2 separate regions of the Mus musculus genome follow, and region 2 is linked to region 1. The links are chromatin loops, found by intact Hi-C in ENCODE. Cell type or tissue: left cerebral cortex. All regions are shown on one strand.

The links. Peaks named below come from ENCODE experiments on the same cell type or tissue, not always from the same donor. Only the 100,000 strongest peaks of a DNase experiment are listed, where the experiment ranks them.
Region 2: a loop joins it to region 1, with 6 times the contacts of the local background. A loop is called at or near these places in 1 of 42 quality-filtered maps.

The regions. Positions count from the first base shown.
Region 1 is chr11:75,257,070-75,262,069 of GRCm38, forward strand. All of the region lies in intron 1 of Rtn4rl1 (reticulon 4 receptor-like 1), which reads left to right. All of the region lies in intron 1 of Gm35117 (a long non-coding RNA gene), which reads right to left. Among named protein-coding and RNA genes, the nearest start is that of Gm35169, 13 kb to the left of the region's middle. In left cerebral cortex, no CTCF peak of the experiment used is centred here; DNase peaks (open chromatin) are centred at 2,511, 3,046 and 4,631; H3K27ac peaks cover 3,854 bases.
Region 2 is chr11:75,182,481-75,187,480 of GRCm38, forward strand. Dph1 (diphthamide biosynthesis 1) reads right to left here. Exons shown (of 13, transcript NM_144491.2): 2 at 3,483-3,635; 3 at 3,305-3,368; 4 at 1,688-1,809; 5 at 989-1,146; 6 at 722-843. Among named protein-coding and RNA genes, the nearest start is that of Dph1, 5.5 kb to the right of the region's middle. In left cerebral cortex, no CTCF peak of the experiment used is centred here; DNase peaks (open chromatin) are centred at 1,931, 2,277 and 2,706; H3K27ac peaks cover 3,946 bases.

The DNA of each region.
Region 1 (5,000 bases):
GAGGAAGAGGAGGAAGAGGATTAGTGGTGGTGGTAAAAGGGAGGGACAGATGGAGGGAAACCCACAGCCTCAACCTGGGGCCCTCAAACCTAGCAGAAGATTTGAGTAACATGAGGGCACACAGTGAGCTGGGGTGCGGGCATGGGATGCTGGGAGAAGTAGAGAGCTCATACGCCTCATGTTTTCCACAGAGAGCTGTTAGGCACAGATGGGGATGACAGACTGGGACAGAGGACAGAGTAGAAAGCCAAGAAACCGTCCAAGGAAGGGTCTTAGCCCTGGGTTAAGTGCCTCTCAGCATCTGCTCTCTTAAGAGCTCTGGATTCTGGACCATCCTGAGTTGGGGTGAAAGCCAAGATGTCTTGGCAGTCTGGAACCACAGTGACACAATCTCCCGTGCAGGCTGCTCAGGTCTCAGGTGCCCAGCCAGGCTCACTATGCTCTCCTTACCTATTCCCATACCTACCCTTATTGGAGAGATTTTTGTGCCCATCTGGAGTTGCCTAGGTGAAATGACTCCCACTGGCATGGGTCATAGCTTGGGGGAGTGCCTCAATACAGAGCTATACAGGGTAGGCTCCATCCCTGCCCCTACAGCACACCCCTGCAGGCAAGGTTAGGCCTAATGGGCAGGATGTGCTGCCCAAATTGCTCTCAGGAGAAACTGTCAGTCCAATTAGCATGGGGCTGCCAACCCCAGACAGACAAAAGCCAAAATGGTAGCTACCCATTCCTCAGCTGAGGGGAATCCTGGTACTGGGAGAACCTGCACAGGGTGTTTGATTCCGAGTGTGAGGAGAGCAGGTGCTGAAAGCAATGAGGGTAAGGACCAAGATAAGAGGCCTCAGAGACATTCCCTATCTTCAGTATGTGCTGCCTCCATGTGGGATACTGTGCCTGGGGTGCTGTCCCTGGGATACTGGGCCTGGGGTGCTGTCCCTGGGATACTGGGCCTGGGGTGCTGTCCCTGGGATACTGGGCCTGGGGTGCTGTCCCTGGGATGCTGGACCTGGGATGCTGGGCCTGGGGTGCTGTCCCTGGGATGCTGGGCCTGGGATGCTGGGCCTGGGGTGCTGTCCCTGGGATGCTGGGCCTTGGATGCTGGGCCTGGGGTGCTGGGCCTGGGATGCTGGGTCGGGGTGCTGGGCATTGAGTGCTTGGACCTGGGGTGCTGGGCCTGGGATGCTGGGTCGGGGTGCTGGGCCTGGGATGCTGGGCCTGGGGTGCTGGGTCTGGGGTGCTGGGCCTGGGATGCTGGGTCTGGGGTGCTGGGCCTGGGATGCTGGGCGTGGGATGCTGGGCCTGGGGTGCTGGGTCTGGAGTGCTGGGCCTGGGATGCTGGGTCGGGGTGCTGGGCCTGGGGTGCTGCAGGATAAAAGGGCCCTGGGTTGTCACTCTCAGTCTCCAGAGGTAGATGTGAGTTTATGTGCATGAACTCAGACACATGCAAATGCCTAGCAAACACAACCATGTCTCCATCCATATGCAACAGGCCAACACCTGTGTACACATAAACACCTCAGGTACACATCTACACAGACATGCACATAAATACAGAGCTCAAATATCCACTAGCACACACTAACACTCTGAGTTCAGCCCTCATTCCTGGACTGCAGGCACAGAGCCATAGTATGATATTATACTAACGTGTGTGTGTGTGTGTGTGTGTGTGTGTGTGTGTGTGTTTCCTCCTTGACTGCTCCCCCACTAAGATTTTTAATTTGGGTGGCAAGTCAAGTGGGTTTCTCTATGTAGCCTTGGCTGTCCTAGAACTCACTTTGTAGAATAGGCTGGCCTCAAACTCACAGAGCTCCATCTGTCTTTGCCTCCCAAGCACCTGGATTAAAGATGTGCCCCACCATATCTGGCTTCCTCTCTTCATAAACCCAGACATTTCTGTTTGAAAGGTTTTGGTCCTGGCCCCTTTTAGAGTGACTAACTTTTTTTTTTCTTTAGCATTATTCCAGTTTAGTGCTGAAAATCCCATACCTTGGGAAACTCCCCAGTCCCAGTCTATTTCCCCTTGCCCAGGAAAGGACTGGTATTGGGTCCTTCTCAGAGTGCTCATCCAACAAACGGTCACTTCCTTGATGGGCCTAAGGAGTCTTGATGTGAGCCAAGTTCAGGTGTCTGTTCTCCTGAAGGCTCTGAGTCTCCCAGGACTAATTACAACCAACATTTATCGAGCACCTACTATGATCCAGGCCCCAGGCTTGAGCCTAGGGCTTCCTGAGTGTCATCATTCAATTCTCCAGAGACTTGAGAAGGTAATTCCCTCCCCCAGAACTGTTAATGAGCACCTACTGTGTGCAGGGAGCACACTCATCAGAACAAAGTGGCAGCGGACATAAAGGAAACAAGTGACTTATGTCGTGCTGTCCAAGAGGTCGCGTGCTGTAGAGTAAAATGTCCCAGGAAAGAAGCTCCTTGCAAATCGCTGCTCAAGAGTGGCTTCTCTGGGAAGCAGCCCTGCAGACACACTGGGAACCGGTCCAGGTAGATGGAACAGCATGGACAAAGGCAGGAGGGAGGCTGAGGGCTGGCATGTGGGAGGGACGGCAGCAAGGTCTGTGTAGCCAGGGAGAGGCAGGGCCTCTGGGCTGGGAGAAAGACCTGGGGCAGCTTCTAGTTAGATGGGCACTCTGGAGGATGCAGACTAAGGAGCAGCCCTTCCTGACTCACTTTCCCTGGACTACCCTAGTTCCTGTTGAAGGAGGTGTAGGGGTGAGGAGGCAGGGCTTGCGGGGGGGGGGGGAGGGCATCCAGGAGGCTACTGGGTGAATGGTAGCAATAGCGAGTATGATAAGTGGATAGATACTGGATACATTCTAAAATCTAGCCAGCAGAATTTCCCCAGAGTGAGCCACGGTGATTCTGAGGTGTTCCTCCCAGGCAGCTGATGTAAAGGGACCATCTTTACCCAAGATGGAGAAGTTGTGAACGGAGGAGGCCGGAGAGGAAGAGAAGAGCTTGGTTTGGATGGTTTCAGTTAGACAGATGGAGATGTGGGAAGGGCAGGTGGGTACCAGTATCTGTGGGCTGGAGGACTGGCTGAGCTTCCAATGACTGCCCCATTTTGCAGGTGAGGAAAACGAGGCTCCTGCAAGCATTAAAAGGAGCAGCCAGGATTCAACTTAGGCCTCTGGCTCCACAGCCCTGTTCTACTCACAGCCATGGATAGGAGGCTGCCGGCCGCTCTGCACAGCAGTGGAGGCTGAGATGGGAGCCCAGCTGTTCCCTGGCCAGCTTTCTTGTCTTCAGGGCCGAGCCAGGAAGGAGCCTGTGTTTAGAACACAAGTGGCACAAGTGCCAAGTGGCCTGAGGCGCCAGCAGCCCCAGGAGTGCAGCTGGCCTGGCCTGAGGCCGCCATCCCCACAGCAAGAGAGCATTCGGTTAACATCGATTGCTCAGAGAAGAGCAGCTGGCCAGGCTGGGGGCAGGGAGGGAGGACTGAAGGCCAGAGAGATTGGCTACATGGCCAAGAAGCAGCCTACAAAGCTTCAGAGAGACCCACTGACCTGCCCAGGGGCCATGGGGATGCCTCTACTTAGGGGTAGAGGGGCAGCCCCTTGGGTGCTAAGCTGCAGCAGCTGTCCTGACACTTTGGAGCCTGAGAAAGCTGACCAGCCCTATTCGAGGCTGCTCTACCTACTCCAGGCATCAGGGAGCTGGCTAGAGCCCCAGCCTGAAGGCAGGGTAGCTTGGTAGGACCTGTCCCCCTGCTGTGTTCTCCAGCTGCAACCAGCCACTGATGCTCTGGGCACCTCATTTTCTTCTGTGCAAATGTGGCTTCCGGAAGGGCTTTTCATTAAAGACATATTCCCAGCGTCAGATCTTCCTCGTTAGTTCTGGTGGCCAGGGTGCTACAGGGCCCCTACTAAACTGGCTTGTGAGGTCTGGGTTTAGCAGACAGGCCCTGTTGATGCTGGTTCTGGTGCCAAGCTCTCTGGCCACCCGAGCCCAGCTGAGCTGAGGTTACAGTATTCCTTGGAGGCTCTGCACCATTAGAGGGGGTGAGAAGCACAGGCCCTTTCCCACCCCAGTGCCTTTGCACATGCTATTCCGCTGCCTTAGCCTTGCCACCTATCCTACCAGGTCTGGTCCCATGGGACCATGGTGAGGTGGCTTTTCATGCTCAGCTTGGCAGGAAGAGTTTGGGGCTTGCCAGCTGACCCAAGGCCACTGCTAGCTCCCTTGCTTGCATGCCTTCTGTTGAGTGTGTGCTGAGGTCTGAGCAGATTCCCCTCCCAGCCAAGGCAGCTGAACAGAGCAGACCCTTCTCAGCCCTAGTTCAAAGGTCAAAAACTCTGGCAGGTTGCAGAAGGGCTGGTGTTACAGAGGGGATCAGTGACCAAGCAATGCTGACTGGTAGCCCAGGGATAGCAGAGGCTTTCCTTAGGCCCCTCTCTTAATTTCCCCTATACTCTCCTGGTACCCACCAGGGTATTGCCACCGCATATGCAAATGGGGCATGATGCTCATTGTCAAGCCCTTCCCACACTGTCTTCCATGGCTCTCCTAGACTAGGGGGCAAGTATGAATGGAAGAAGGAATGACGGAGGCTGTAGAGCCCCTTGGGAGCTCACGTGCGTGGGAGGCCGGAGGCTTGAGAGTAACGAAGCAGAACACGATGAAGGGCACCTCCTGGAGGGGAAGGAGAGTGGAACTGGGTCTTCTCCCTTCCGCCCCCTCAAGTAGAAGGCAGCCCTGCCCAAGAGGCGCTTGATGAGTCTGGCAGAAGAGGTGCAGGGCCCCTCCACAGAGACTTGGATTCCTGCTAATTTGCAATGTTAAAATGCATGGCAAAGGCTCCATCCTCATTGTTGGTACATTAATCAGGCAATCAGTGGGGCGGGGCTCCCAAGGGCCTCATAGAGGGGGCATAGAAGGCGCCATGGTGATACAGTGCTTGCCTCCCTAGGAAGAAACCTGCTGGTGACAATCCTAGGATTGGCACCTACTGACTCAGGCAAGGAGTCCAGAAGTGGCCAGGGCTG
Region 2 (5,000 bases), 75 kb before region 1:
GCATAATGGAGGCCAACACTCAACCTCCCTCAACACGCACCTTGAGGCCTCAGAGGATGGGTATCCATTATGCTGGCACAAGTACATGGGGCATGGCCCTCAGGGAGCAGGGCTGCCAGGCCTGGGCTGTGGAAGTCCTATGTGTGGGCCTAAGGGCAGGAGTATCCTATGTGGGTGTAGCCAAACCTGTGGGACCAGTCCCCAAAGCTGCCAGTGGTGGGGCTGAATCACAGCGCCCCTCCTTCCCTTCTTGCCACTAGCTAGGAAAGGACTCCCATCCCCGGTCCCAGCCGAAGAAGCTGTCGAAGAAGCTGTCGGCTGTGAGGCTGGCTGCATTCACACAACATTAAGCATTTCCATTACCTAAAATAATTAGGCGGCAGGAGACACGCTGCTCCTGCTTGTTAGCTGTCCGGATGCTAAATTAATGGGGCTGCAGCCTGGGCGTGCCCATCCATCTTCTCCAATTACATTCTCTCCATTTCTACCCACCCTGATCCCCCCATCAGGCCCTCTGAGTTCTGTCTCCACCCTCAGCACGGCTTTCTAGATGAAGGATGGACAGCTGGAGAGTGCAAGTAAACTTGAAGTGTGGTCCCCATATACGGCCCATCTTCCAAGGTGACCTTGAGCACACAGGTTTGGAACTTTAGACTAGCCTCTTTCCCTGAGGATACATCTTTTGAATGTGTCTACAAACTGGCCCCCATGTTTCACTTACACAACAGCTTCCACTTCCTTGGATAGCCGAGGGGATGTGCAGCCTAGGATCTCCCCAGGGGACAGGGGCTTGCACTGTGGGACACTGATGTGATAATCAGCTTTCAGCTCCTGTGCAGCTGCCTGTATTGATAATGAAGGAAAGGGAGCTGGGAGAAAGTCAGGGCCAGAGGAACAGCCCAGAGCACCAGGCACGGGAGCCAGGAGCAGCCCTCTACTACCCTGGAGTAGCCGCTCCAGCCCACACAATGCTAGCTGATCTACTTACCTGTAAGGTTGACACAAACTGAATGGTGCTGACCAGAGCGAGTGAGCTGCCTGGGGTAAAGGTGAGGCGGACCGAGTCCAGAAGGTGGGCAGTGTCTATCCGGATATCCACGAAGACATACAAGACTCGGAAGTCTTGAACGGAGGTGTCCATGGGGACTACAGAGAAGAGTTCAAAACAAGTGTTCTGAAAGGCAGGAGGAGCGAGGATCCTGGCCCAGGCCCACTCTTAAAAGCAGCCAGGGCATTAGCTTCAGCTTGCGAGGGATTACGGGAGAGGGGAGGATCTCCATTCTCATCCTAGCTGGGTACCCAGCCTGTTCTCCCAGTAACAGCCTTTCACACACCTGTATCTGCCGGGTGTGCTTACCCACACCTATAAGCCAGCAGCTGGGAGGCTGAAACAGGAGCGCAGCTGTTAGGTTCCAGGCCTCCCTGGGCTAGAGAGTTAGACTGTCTCAAAATCCAGCCCAACCCAAACAAACAAAAACATCAAACATGCACATCTGAGACAGTAGCAGGATTCCCAAGGCAGCCAAATCCAAAGGAAAGGGCAAACTGCAAAGCAGAAAGACCAAGGCCACCCTGGGAACCAGGAGGGACTGTGTGCTTGCAAGTACAACAAGAGAAACACACGGTAGAGAAGACCAGCCTGCAGCCTGCCTCCCTGCCAGTATTCTGGTGTCCCAGCCCACCATACCTAGACAGCTGTGACCATAGTGCACCAGGAAGTCAACTCCCAAGGCCCTTGCAGTGAAGTCATCCACACAGCAAGCCCCATAGGTGACATCACCCATCACCATCACCTCAGCCTCTGTGAACCTGTAGGGGTGGGGTTGGGGAACAGTGGAACAGAGACACAGTGTGAGATGGGAGACAGTCCTCACTCTGGAGGTGTTTCAGGACCCAGATCTCCTTGACTTGGCAGCTGCCAACCAAGAGTAGGAGGGGTACATCTGCCACCTCCCTCAGCCCTGGCAGCAGCTCCTGGAACAGTTGCTATGTGAGGATATGTCGGCAGCACCCTGTCCAGCCTTAGACTGCAAGACCCCCTAGCCCTCAGAAGTACATGTGAATAGTCCAGACAGACCCCTGAGACTGTGACTTAGCGTACCCAGGGCACGTAAAGATTCCCCCTGACAAACTCTGGCATTATTGTATGTGGAGCTGTGGATGTGTGTGGAGGCGTGGTCTCCCCTTGCCCAGACCTCACCAGCTCCCCACCCAGAGGTAAGGCCATGGGTGCCCAGGATTGGGAGGACCCATGCGCAGCTTCCCCACAGCACATGGTGCTGCCCACACTCCTCATGCAATCAGGAAGAGTGGGCTCTGGACAGCACATTGTTTTGAGATCTGCTGCCAGGACTGAATCACTGGGGGACAGGGTGGTAGAAAAGACCCTGCACCCCCAAAATCACCGCTGGGACAGAGCAGGAAGGAGGCTTAGCTCTACTTGGAAGACACTGTACCTGGGCATAGATGTTGGCTCTGTGGCTGGATCCCCCATTCTTGCTCTGGGGTGCAGTGGAGGGGGAAGCTGAACCGCTGCCAGTCTGCCCCCTCCTCCACCCCCTTCCCCAAATCAGGCTGTGCACAGAAGCAGATTATTCAGCTCCTTAGAATGCAGCCCAGGCTCTGAGTCAGCCAGAGCACTTAATTTTTTATAGATTAAAATGTATGCAAATTGGCCTGAGCCCCAGAGAGCATCCCCAAGGGGCAAGAGGGTGGGAGCAGGGAAGTGGGTCTATGGTGGTGGGGAGGGAGAAGGGTGAGGGCAGCAGCAGGGAAGTAGGAGGTTCCCAGCATGAGATGACCTCCCCTTTCTGCATTCCCCCTCCCTGCGCTCATGCTGGCTCCAGATGGCTGAGCACTGCTCCCCCCACCCCCCAGCAATGGTTCATTGTCAGGAAGAAACTTAGAAGGAGGGGGCAGAGGAACTGAGTATCTTTCCCTAGGCATCTCTCACCTCTGCCACCCACCTGCTCCCACCCTCTTCAACTCCCCAGCCTCTCATCCCTCCACTCTGCCCCAACCCTTGACAGCCAGACCCTCACCCATTTAGGGTTAGCTTTTTTAGGTTCCTCCCAGATGCTACCATCTGCTCTGGCCTAGAAACAGAAATTAACTTCTTTGCCCTTGCTCAGACTATATAAGGGAAGGGAAATGGACAAGCCAAGTTCTCAGCAACCTGGGAATTTTGTTTTGAGTTTTTCCCTTTTGTGTGTATATAACATGCTTGTAGGGTTAGGGTTTAGCCAGTGGTCCAGGAGAGAAAAATTATGCCAACAGACATTGCTCTCCAGTGACCAAGCCTCACCTTTCCAAGATATCCACAATAGTGCAGGCAAAGAGGAGGAGGCCTTCTGGCATTTGTAAGGCCACTGCAAGACAAACAGATGAAAGGCAGAGAGCTAAAGGAGCTGGGACAGGACTAGCCCCACTTCTGGGCAGGCAACCTTTCCAACCTTGTCACAGCTCCACCCTTGAGGGCTCACCCTTCTTGGCCTGGGCCTGCTGGATTCTCCAGATGGTTTTGGGGATCTCAAAGTTGTAGTTAGAAGGCAGAACTTGGACAGCAGCCTGTAACTGGGGGTTGTTCAGGACCTCAGGGGGGATCTGATTGGCCAGTCGCCCCCGAGAGATGCGACCTAGAAAAAACATTAAAGCCTGAGTCTGCATCTGCCCTAGACCACAGGCAGCCAGAGCCTCTTAATCTGTTAACTCTAAATTGAAGGCCCAGATTCCACACACAAAGGATATCCACCCAGCTTTTGCCCTAACTGAATTCATCCTACAGATAGAGACAGCCCATAAACCAGGGGGGAAATCTGCATGATTAATTTCTATGCTGTGAGGTTACTAGCAGTCATAAATGGGGGTATGACTCACCCCTCAGGACTAGAGATGACACAAAAAAGACTAAAAAGCAAAGGAGTCACACAACTCAAGTCCCACTGATTTGGCCCAAGTTGCTTAATCCATACTTTTGTCCCTCTCCTCATTTAAAAGAATAATAAAGCCAGGCATGGTATGTACATCTATGATCCCAGCATTCAAGAAGCTGAGGCAGAAGGATCAAGATGTCAAGACCAGTAAAGTCAACAAGACCTTATTCTCCCCTCCTCCCCCACCCCACCCCCCAAAAATCTGGGCTGGGGAGATGGCTCAGCAGTTAAGAGCACTCACTGGCTGCTCTTCCAGATGCTGAATTCAATTTGCAAAACCTACATAGTGGCTGACAACCATCTATAGTGGGATCTGATACCCTCTTCTGTCCACAGGCATACACGCAAACAGTACACTGGTAAACATAAAGCTTTTTTTGGGGGGGGGGGGGTTTGGTTTTTTGAGACAGGGTTTCTCTGTGTAGCCCTGGCTGTCCTGGAACTCACTCTGTAGAACAGGCTGGCCTCGAACTCAGAAATCTGCCTGCCTCTGCCTCCCAAGTGCTGGGATTAAAGGTGTGCGCCACCACACCACCACCCAGCTTAAAGCTTTAAAACAAAAAAAAATTCTGAGTTTGAGGCTAACCAGGTCTACATAGTGATTTCCAGGCCACTCAGAGTTACATAATGAGATGCTATCAAAAAAAAAAAAAAAAAAAAGAAAAAGAAAAAAGAAAAAAAATTCCCCACAAAAATCGGAGGTGAAGAAAGAAAAGGTAAAAGTGCTTGTCACACAAGCATGAGGACCTAAGTTCAGATCTCCAGCACCCATGCAATGAGCTCCAGTTTCAGTGACAGACTGGAGAGATGGCTCAGCGTTACAAGCACTTGTCACTGACAGCAACCTGCAACTCCAGCTCCAGGGGATCGAATACCAGGTACTTGCACACACACGTGTGCATGCATGGAAACACACAAATAAAAAGTAAGTTTTAGCCGGGCGTGCTAGCACACGCCTTTAATCCCAGCACTTGGGAGGCAGAGGCAGGCGGATTTCTGAGTTCGAGGCCAGCCTGGTCTACAGAGTGAGTTCCAGGACAGCCAGGGCTACACAGAGAAACCCTGTCT